Linked DNA regions of Homo sapiens: all the other regions are linked to region 2. The links are chromatin contacts, found by Hi-C or POLR2A ChIA-PET in ENCODE. All regions are on one chromosome and are shown on one strand. Each heading gives the region's core, a stretch centred on a gene start or an enhancer-like site at or near the end of the contact. The rest is flanking DNA. Distances are from core to core; before and after follow the strand shown. Region 1 has its middle 130 kb from the start of LINC00581. Region 2 overlaps CDKAL1 (CDKAL1 threonylcarbamoyladenosine tRNA methylthiotransferase). Region 3 overlaps CDKAL1 (CDKAL1 threonylcarbamoyladenosine tRNA methylthiotransferase).

The links. Hi-C counts contacts between places; a loop is a spot of excess contacts on that map. ChIA-PET counts read pairs that join two places held with the same protein, here RNA polymerase II (POLR2A). Pooled maps may share reads with other maps.
Region 1: a map of Calu3 shows a loop between it and region 2 (2.4-fold over the local background). The contact joins two enhancer-like sites. A Hi-C loop is called at or near these places in 1 of 168 maps with a recorded cell type or tissue (Calu3), 1 of 37 single-sample maps with no recorded cell type and 3 of 50 pooled maps.
Region 3: a map of endothelial cell of umbilical vein shows a loop between it and region 2 (6-fold over the local background). The contact joins two enhancer-like sites. A Hi-C loop is called at or near these places in 3 of 168 maps with a recorded cell type or tissue (A673, GM12878 and endothelial cell of umbilical vein), 11 of 37 single-sample maps with no recorded cell type and 10 of 50 pooled maps. POLR2A ChIA-PET finds 5 or more read pairs at or near these places in 2 of 52 experiments (GM12878 and activated CD4-positive, alpha-beta T cell).

Annotation. Positions count from the first base shown.
Region 1 is chr6:21,382,654-21,385,745 of GRCh38, forward strand. No RefSeq gene overlaps it. Among named protein-coding and RNA genes, the nearest start is that of LINC00581, 130 kb to the right of the region's middle. Within about 2 kb of position 1,763, at least 2 of the 41 ENCODE cell types and tissues checked have a DNase peak (open chromatin) inside an H3K27ac peak, as active enhancers do.
Region 2 is chr6:20,875,863-20,878,968 of GRCh38, forward strand. The region is part of intron 9 of CDKAL1 (CDKAL1 threonylcarbamoyladenosine tRNA methylthiotransferase); the gene reads left to right. Among named protein-coding and RNA genes, the nearest start is that of CDKAL1, 340 kb to the left of the region's middle. RefSeq lists enhancers at 1,219-2,418, 1,762-1,991. Within about 2 kb of position 1,634, at least 17 of the 41 ENCODE cell types and tissues checked have a DNase peak (open chromatin) inside an H3K27ac peak, as active enhancers do; they include GM12878 and endothelial cell of umbilical vein, where a contact is called at or near this core.
Region 3 is chr6:21,187,000-21,190,445 of GRCh38, forward strand. All of the region lies in intron 13 of CDKAL1 (CDKAL1 threonylcarbamoyladenosine tRNA methylthiotransferase), which reads left to right. Among named protein-coding and RNA genes, the nearest start is that of LINC00581, 320 kb to the right of the region's middle. Within about 2 kb of position 1,657, at least 4 of the 41 ENCODE cell types and tissues checked have a DNase peak (open chromatin) inside an H3K27ac peak, as active enhancers do; they include GM12878 and endothelial cell of umbilical vein, where a contact is called at or near this core.

The DNA.
Region 1 (3,092 bases), core at 513-3,012, 510 kb after region 2:
TGGATCCCTCTCGTCTTAATCAGATCATAGCTGTGTGGGAAAGAAATTAAGCTATTAATAACTCAAGAATTTGGACAAGACTTACCTAGAGGGGAGTGACTGACAAACAAGACATTTTGCTTTTGCTTTTAGTCATAAATAATGCAGATTTCTGTGTGTTACTATGAGACTCTCACACCTCCCTCTAAGCATAAAGCTGACCGTAAACAACCTGTGGGAAGCCGCTTGTGGTTTCAGTGGATACCCACACTCTTCTATCCGTGATTTTAAAATACAAAGATGTATTAGTTTGCTAAGGCTGCTGTCATAAAATACCACAAACTGTGTGGCTTCAACAACAGAAATGTATTGTCTCACAGTTCTGGAGGCTGGAAGTCTGAGATCAAAGCGTTATGGGATCTGTTCCTTTCGGGGCCGGTGAGGGCGAATGCGTTCCAGGCTTCTCCCCTGGCTTCCGGTGGTTTGCTGCCCATCGTTGTTGTTCCTTGGCTGGTAGAGGCATCACCCGGATCCCTGCCTTCATCCTCACAAAATGATCTCCCTGTGTGCCTGAGACCGTATTCAAATTTCCCCTTTGTATAAGGACAGCAGTCAGATTGTAGTAGTGCCCTCCCTAATGACCTCATTCTAACTTGATTACCTCCACACCAACTCTGTCTCTAAATACAGTCACAATTAGGGTGGGAGACACAATTCAAACCATAACAAAAGAGTTGGCCTCTTGATTTAGGAGCTGATGAGCTAGTTTATAGATTGTATAGGCTCTTGATTTCTCCTTTGCCCTTTTTTTTTTTTTTTTTTTTTTTTTTTTTTTTTTTGCTGCCTAGTTTTGTGTAAGAAAAGTTAGATAAAGAAAAGGGGAAAGATGAAGTTGAAGCCGTGGTCTCTCACACTGTTGCACTGAGCTTTGGTATCAGGCCGGGGGTCAAAATGCGGCTTTTAGTTCGTGGTGTGTGCAGATGGCCTCTTGTCACAGTCGTAGATACACAGTGGTGGCTGCATTAAGTCTAGAATGCCAGACCTAATTACAAATGACAGTGATGAAGTCAGGATTGTAATCCAATTTAAAATGGGGACCCACAATATACAATATATCCCAGCGATGCTCACTGCTGTGCGATTCAATCATTTGACAGCTTCATCCAGTGTGCGGCCACGGCTGGTATTGCTTTAGGCTGTAAGGGTGTGAAGAAGGAGACCTCAGGGGACCCCCGACTCCATGGGGCAAAGCTGGGGCATCCCTACCCGGAGGCGCAGGGCCCAGGACAGTGCTGACGTACTGTCTGTGTCTGTGCTTGCTATAGATTGTGGCGCGTTGAGCACATGGGGACAGAGCTGACTGGCTTCCTATTAACCAACATTTTTACTCACGGGTCAGAAGGTGATGCGGCTCTTATAGAAACTCACCCCACACATCCCCACACCATTTTTTCTTCTCACCCATTCTCAAGACCTCACCCATGTGAGACATGTCTACTTTTCTCCATCTTCCCATCTCAGTAACTTATTTTAAGATAAATCATTTTAACAGCTTTCTCCTAGGGAAATTATTCTGAAATTTCGAGCAACAGCGTTTTTCCAGAACATTCTAAGACTCAGCAGTAACTTTTTAAGGGGGAAGACGTTTTAAAAAGAAATTTCATTTTACTAACTGCCACACTGCATAGCTTTTCTAGGGCTGTGGTTAGATTTACGGGAGAGAGGCACCAGAGTGGATTACAACACAGGACTGACCTTTTACCACCCGGCTGAAGCTCGAAAAACAAAACCAAATCCCATCTTACTAACCATACCTGCGTCTTTTCTGGGAAATACCCCAGAATACAAGTTTGTTTGTTTTTTAAGATGGTTTTCCTTCCCTGAGAGAACAATCCTGAAACTTAAGTCAATAAAGTTCTCATGCTACATAAGCATTTTGCCTCCTCGGGTCAGACTTGAGGCCTTTTCCCCCCTTTCTTCTCGAACATACATCAAGTGCCTTAGATCACGGTGCATCCTAGGCAGGTTATGCCATTTTAATCTCATAAATATGAAAATAAAAGACATAATCAGAGCAAAAACAGGACTTTTTATTTTTAAACCAAAGGAAGCCAAAATAGCAACAGAGAAGAAAGGAAATTAATTAGGACCGTCTCTGGGGCCAAGGTGCATTTGCCCTAGTTCTTTTTTTACTTTTCCCACTGTTTTTCTTCCTCCCCATTCCACAGCACTCAGCATCTTCTATCTTGTCTCCCTTGGTGTAGCTCTAGTGTTCTAATTCTATCCCATCTTCTTCTACTGAAATAATGAACTTTTTAAAGAGAAAATTAAGTGAATGTCTTTGTAGCAATGAACCTCCCCCTCTCGAGAATAAAAGGGAGCTTTGGAGATAAGGCAATGCTTAACCCAGTGAACGAATTGCTTACTGATGGGGTCAGGTCAGGTGGGGCCAGGGTGGCAGAGCTGACTCTGCCTACTGATATCGGCCATGTTAAGAATAATAGCTAATATATACTCAACATCTATTACCTGGCTTATATGTTAGCTTGTTTCTATTTTATAACAGCCCTGAAATGTAAAATGGTTTTATTTTATTTATTTATTTTTTTCCTTTTCTTTTTTTGAGACGGAGTCTCGCCCTGTCGCCCAGGCTGGAGTGCAGTGGCGCGACCTCGGCTCACTGCAAGCTCCGCCTCCAGGGTTCAAGCCATTCTCCTGCCTCAGCCTCCCGAGTAGCTGGGACTACAGGCGCCCGCCACCACGCCTGGTTAATTTCTTTGTATTTCTAGTAGAGACGGGGTTTCACCGTGTTAGCCAGGATGCTCTCGATCTCCTGACTTCGTGATCCGCCCGCCTCGGCCTCCCAAAGTGCTGGGATTACAGGCTTGAGCCACCTCGCCCGGCCAAAATGGTTTTATTTTACAAGAGAGGAACTGGAGGGTAAAACGGAATTAATTTCGTTGGCAACCTTGTTAGAGTTGGAAAGAGAACCCAGGTCTTTTTGACCCAAACATTCATCATCACCCTATAGCTAGTAATGATGGGAAGAGAACCAAGAGAACAGGGAGGCAGAGATCACTTAGTGCACTTGAAACAGAGTTATTTAAGATTCA
Region 2 (3,106 bases), core at 384-2,883:
GATTTGTATAATAAGAAATTGAAAAAAAGGCTTACTAGCTTAAATAGCTTTAAAAATATAAACTGTGGGAACATAGGACTAATTGGGCTTGTTGAAAGAATTTTTAACAGATAAACATTAATTTTTATTAAGCACAGACCGAATTGAAAAAGGCTAAACTTACATGTTAAAATAATTTGGCAATCTAACTGCAGATTCAAAATTTCTGAAAATGTAAATAAATTAAAATGTAGGCAGTGTTTTACCATCTGTAATGAATTAGCATTCCATTTTTACCAGCTGCTGCTGGGGTTTTTGAAGCTGACTCAGGATCTGAGCACCCTGGTGGGTTTCTGCTGATAAATATAAGAACCTGTAGTTTAAAACTGGCAGAGCTGGACTGGGGATTAGAAAAGTCACTGCAACTTTAAGCAGCAGATTCTTTCACTTGGGGCAGGATGTAAGGGTGTACTTTCTCTAAAGATGCCGTCAGTACAAATGCGGAGGATAGATTACTACTGCTTGCTGCTAACATGACAGGACATTCAGGGTGCCACTACTGTTGAGTGTGGAGTCAGCCTTGGAGGAAAAAATCCCCAAAACCTTCTTTGGCAATTGTCTCTTATGTAGTGGACATATTTTAGGCAAAATGACAGCATTTGTGCATTGATGGGATTAATGCTTCATTCTAAGGATTAAATTCGTTAATATTTTTTCTTTGTGTACTTTTTTATTCCTAAAACTTTTATTTTGAGCATGCAGGAGACAGGGATTTCTTGGAAAGAATATGAATTTTGAAGTCAGGCAGACCTAGATATGAATGCAAATTCTGTTGCTTCTTAGCCACTTGTAACAGGCAGGCGTAGAATTCAGTGTGTAATCATTAAACATTTTGTTTTCTTTCCTCACATTGGTGAGGATAGTTTTCTTTTGAGTATTTGCTTTAGTGCCTTTAATTAATGAAAAACAACTAGTTAAAAGGTTGGCTAATTCCTTTATGATATACACACACACACGTACACACAGAGCTACCTATCTCCTCTCTTACTTTTTATTGTCAGTCTTTTTATTACAAATTAGTCTTCTACATATTATAAATTTAAATGCTAACTAGAACCAGCTAAAAAGTCAATACACTTGTTCAATCAACACTTTTATTTAACACATAGTATGTGCTGTGTATTGGAAGGTCTGGTGATGATGGTTCCAATTCTGGCCTTCTGAAGCTTATATTCTAAATGGAGGATGCTGTAGACTGCTGTGAATACGGTGGAATCAATAAGCATTTACATTGTGATGGGAAAGACTTTTGTGGTTAGGGAAGCATTCCTGCAGGCAGTGTTGTAAAATGTGGAGCACTTTACAAAAAATATGTTCATAATAGCAATTACGACTGAGGGATATGAAAACACCTCAACTGTTAAATAAGCATGGTGATTCTGACCTGGACAGATTTGTGAACGTCATCTACAAGTCTTTGCCATCTAATATCTGATGAGATTTAGGGATTTTTAGCCTAATATCTTGAAAGTATCCTTGGAGTTTTCAGATCCTCACTTTGTCCAAACTTGCTGTCCTGTTCCTGTTTTCACAGAAACTTCAGGTGTCCTCACAGGCTGACTAGGACCAAGGTATACCTATCTGACCATTATGCGGGCCAGTCTGAGGTCACTGCCCTGGGGCTGAGACCTGTGTCACTGATTTACTAGTGACTCACTGTGTATTACCGCAGCTGGCCCTTGACTCTGCTTCCTCAGCTGTAGTTCAGTATGAACTCAGAAAACTTGTTTGTGACCCGAAATTAGTTCTGTGTTCATTTCTTACTCTTACTCATGCACACATGACTCATGACTTAGTCCTTGTTTTAAACTTGTGCATTAGGGTAGCTCTGAATTATGTCCTCCTTCTCCTAGAAGCAGAACCTCTTATCCTGTTTTGACTTGGCCCTTGACTGCTTAAAATGTCTGTAGTTGGCTTTGTATGGTTATAATCCTAGCCCCTTAGGCTGGGAATTTTGGCCATCTGTGGTCTCTATTTCTAGCCTTAGCCCTAACCACCCCACTTCCTGCTGCTCCTGTCAAATGCACTTACTTATACTTTTCCGTATGTGTCTCAAGCTTTCCTACAAAGATGATGGGTCTTTGCTGACCCTATTTCTTTCGTTCAGGATGAGCTCAAAATTACCACATTAGTTTTGAAACTTGCTCTAATTTCTCCTACCAGGAGGAATTTCTTCCTTCTTGGCAATACTGTGGTATTTAATGGTATTTTACTGTTTTGCACTTTGTATTATACTTATTTGTGTTATGTCTTGTCGCCCCTACTAGACTGTAAGATGATTTTATCTGTATACCATTAAGTGTCTCATACATACAGATTCTCAGTAAAATTTTGCTGGTGGAATGGAGTGGAGACCCAGGCTTTAGATAGTAACTGGGAACAACAAGATCGAATTTCTTATCTGTTCGTACCTAATAAGCTCCTCTCTCCCCTCGCCCATAGGCTTTGCTTACCTGTCACAGAACCTACCCTGCCTTTTTTCCTACATGCGGTATTATTGTCCTGAACTCCTTCAAGTGTTAAGTAAATCAGTAAATCTTTAAAGCCAACCTTAGCGGCCAGGTGCAGTGGCTCACGCCTGTAATCCCAGCACTTTGAGGGGCGGAGGCCGGCGGATCACTTGAGATCAGGAGTTCAAGACCAGCCTGGCCAACATGGTGAAACCCCGTGTCTACCAAAAACATAAAAAATTAGCCGGGTGTGGTGATGCATGCCTGTAATCCCAGCTATTCAGGAGGCTGAGGCGCTTGAACTCGGGGAGTGGGCGGAGGTTGCAGTGAGCTGAGATCATGCCACTGCACTCCAGCCTGGGTGACAGAGCAAGACTCTGTCTCATAAATAAATAAATAGCTAACCATAGCAACTCTATCAGATTTTAAAGAAATATCCCCCTTCGGCAGGGCATGGTGGCTCACGCCTGTAATCCCAGCACTTTGCGAGGCCAACGTGGGCGGATCACCTGAGGTCAGGGGTTCAAGACCAGCCTGGCCAACATGGTGAAACCCTCTCTATACTAAAAATACAAAAATTAGTCAGGCATGGTGGCGGGCGCCTGTAATCCCAGCTA
Region 3 (3,446 bases), core at 407-2,906, 310 kb after region 2:
TTATCATTTCAGCCTGTATTCAGTATAGAAATTAATGAGATGTCTTACATTCTTTTATTCATGTGAAATTTTTGAAATCCGGTGTGTACTTTGCACTGGTGTATGTTTGATAACACATCTCAATTGAGATTCGCCACATTTTAAGTGCCCAGTGGCCACATATGGCTAGGACTACTGTATACATGGTGCAGTTTTAAAGTAATTGGGTAATTCACCACTTGCCTAAAACAACTGGCAGGATAGAATCCATTTTTAACATTATAGATTAAATATTATGAGGTATGTGACCTTGACCAAGTCACTTAATCTCTAAGGGACCTGTATTCTCATCTGTAATATGAAGAGTTTGTCCTAAATGATCTCTGAAGTCCTCTCTTCTATCCAATCCAGCTCTGAATTCATGATTTTAAAAATTCTCATTTAGAAGTTGGGTAGGCTGGAGCTTATCCATCCTTTCTCATAATTTAGTATTTGAAAAGAAGCTTTCTTATGCCATAAAGATAATTAGAAAGCGTCCTGCATACCACACCCACACCTTTTTTTCTTCCAAATGTCTGAATCTTTCTTGGAATTATTCTGAGTTTTATACCATTGGTAATGCCTGGTGGTGTAGCTCACTGAGTTGCCTGACTCCCCATGCTTTTGGAATGAGGACTTGGAGCAATGAAGGTGTGAGGGAAGTTGGCAAGTAGTTACTGCAGATTACTAGATTACATAAACAATCTCTCTCTCCAATGCTTTTGCTTTTGCTTTTCTCTTTTTTTAAATTTGGCTTACTTTTTGTGTCGTCAGTGAAACAAAACTTCTACAAGCACCTTCCAAGAAAGTGACCTATTAAATGTTATCACTGGTCACTTATGTACCTTTTGGGGATGGGGAATGTATGAAAAAAATTTTTTCCCAGAAGCACAGCCCAGTTTCATACATATTTTTGCCCATTTGTGAAAAAAAAGGACATTTCCTTATTTTAGTGTTTATTCGTTGAAAATTAAGTGAAACTTTTTTCACATATGTGCTGTATGTAGATAATTTAGATTTTTGGTTTTGAATTGCTTTTTTAGCAGTTTGTTTTTCTGTTGGGAACATTTATTGTTTTCTTACTGTTTTGTAAAGGCTCTTCATATTATATAACCTATAACATGTCATTAGTATATATGTCATACTTGCAATTTTTTTCTATTTGCTTTTTGACTTTGTTTATGACAATCTTAATATACTTTTTTTAATCAGTAGTTAAAAACTTCTCATTTATGGCAACATAGCATTATGTTAAAAATGTTTCATCAACACGTTACATGTCTAATAATTTATATTTCCTCCAAGTATTTTGTGGCTTCTTCTTTTTCATCTTTTCAACTGACAAATAAAATTGTATCTATTTAAGATGCACAACCTACTTTTATGAGTAGGTCCCTTTCTGAGAATCTGCTCTCAAAGAAGACTGGCCTAGACTTGCCAAGTAATGGCTGAGAGAGACCAGTGGGAATAGATCAAGAGGGTGGAAGTGAACGGAAATTCTGTTCAATTTTTAGGTTTGCGCTTTTCATAAAAAAGTTCTACACTTATATCCAGTGTTGGCTCCATGGGCCCTTTCCATGAATCAGATCTCATGGATAGATCTTACTGGCAGTATCTGGCCATAGAACTTCAGTTTTCAATATTGAGCACTTTCCCAGGCTGCCTGGGCATGACAGAGCTTGCCCAGTGTGGGGAAAAACAGACCTGATGTACTTTGTGCCGGCTCTGTGATAGGAGGGTCAACTTGTTTGGGTTTGTTGAGAGGGTAGATTTCATGTTATATGTTCTTACCACAATTTTTTTTTTTAATTCCACAAAAAGCTTTATAGGCAATACCTTTGAATGCTCTAGAATACTCAGAATGTACAGGCAGGTGGTTAAAATGCAGCTGCTTTTTGAACTGGCAGTTTAGGTAGCACTAGATTTGGATCCCTGACGCCAGGCAGGAAGGCATCAGTGTGGCATTTCCTGTGTAACTATTTGCTCTTACTATTGGCTCTCGATCAGCAGATGAAAATAGCTTTGTTACTAAGAATGGGATTTTGCCCCCAGCTGGGAAGAGACTACCTCGGATTGTCTTCCTCTTACTGGGGTAGACACGGCTAGAAGAAAACCAACCAGCGTGAAGAAAAGCACAAGGAGATTCTTGTTAGAAGAAACTTCATGGTCTGATTCAGTAGAACTGCCTCGGGCCTGGTCTTTGTATCTTGTATCACTGCACAAAGAAGGGAAGAATAACTTTTGAAAAGCCAAATTGTTTTACAATTTTTCTTTCTACTTAGGTTATTTCTGAAATGCAAAGAAAGAAGAAATAAAGCTACTAAGATACTCATGGCAATTAATAGATAAGCATATATACTTAAAAATATGGCTACTCCACTTCAAAGGAACATTCTTCCCCTTTTGAGTACATTTATATCTATTAATAAGTGTATCTAAAGAATTTTTTTTCCACAGAGGACAATGTTTTCAAATAATCTAATGAATGCCTTTTTTTGTCATTGTTTAAGAATCAGTTAACCAGTCTAGCGCTTTGAGAATAAACTGTCCAACATCTTCTCTTAAGAACCCTTAAGTAGACCAACAAATTGATGGCTAGCATTTTGAATACGATGGACTTAAAGGCTCATTACTTGTTTTCTATGCTATCATCATTTTTGACACACATTCTTGTGTCATGGCCCTATTTCATTATAGAATGGCATTGTGGAGTAAGGATGATATTAAATTTTAATGTTATTGCTATTATTACTGTTGACCGTTTTTAGCATAAGTATGCCTGGTTCTTTAATTCCAGCTTCTGCAGGGCCAGAAAATAGAAGTGAGCATAAACAGTCAGGAAAATTACTGTATACCCAGGAGACCCAGCATCGCGTGCTCTGCCTGTTGTGAATGAGGAATCAAAATGGAAAGGTTATCATTTTCATTAGCTAGGAAAGAACAAGACCATACTTTTCTCCAAGTGTAATTACAGCGGTTCACTGGCAACATTACACTGCAGTAATTAGTCTAAAGGTGTATGTGAGGGCAGGCTTTTGCACAGACACTAGAAATATTATTTCAGAGTTGAAGGTCACAGCCTTGTATTTAACATGTTCCAGGCAGCTTAGGGGGGAAAAAAAAAAACTAATTTGACTGGAGCTAAAGAAAGACATTTGACATTTCCCAGAGTCATACATTCAGAAACCAGTCAGGTCGAAAAATTGTATTTTATTTTCTACAATAAAAGGCAAAACTTAGCTGCAGAAATAGCATGTCAGAATATTCTGTAGGATAAGCACAGATAAAATTCAAGTTTATTAGAACCATGATGTAAATGATTACAGGAACTTTTGATATGTGTGGGGTTTTTTTTGTTTTTTTTTTTGAGACGGAGTCTCATTCTTGTCGCCCAGGCTGGAGTGCAATGGCGTGATCTCAGCTCACTG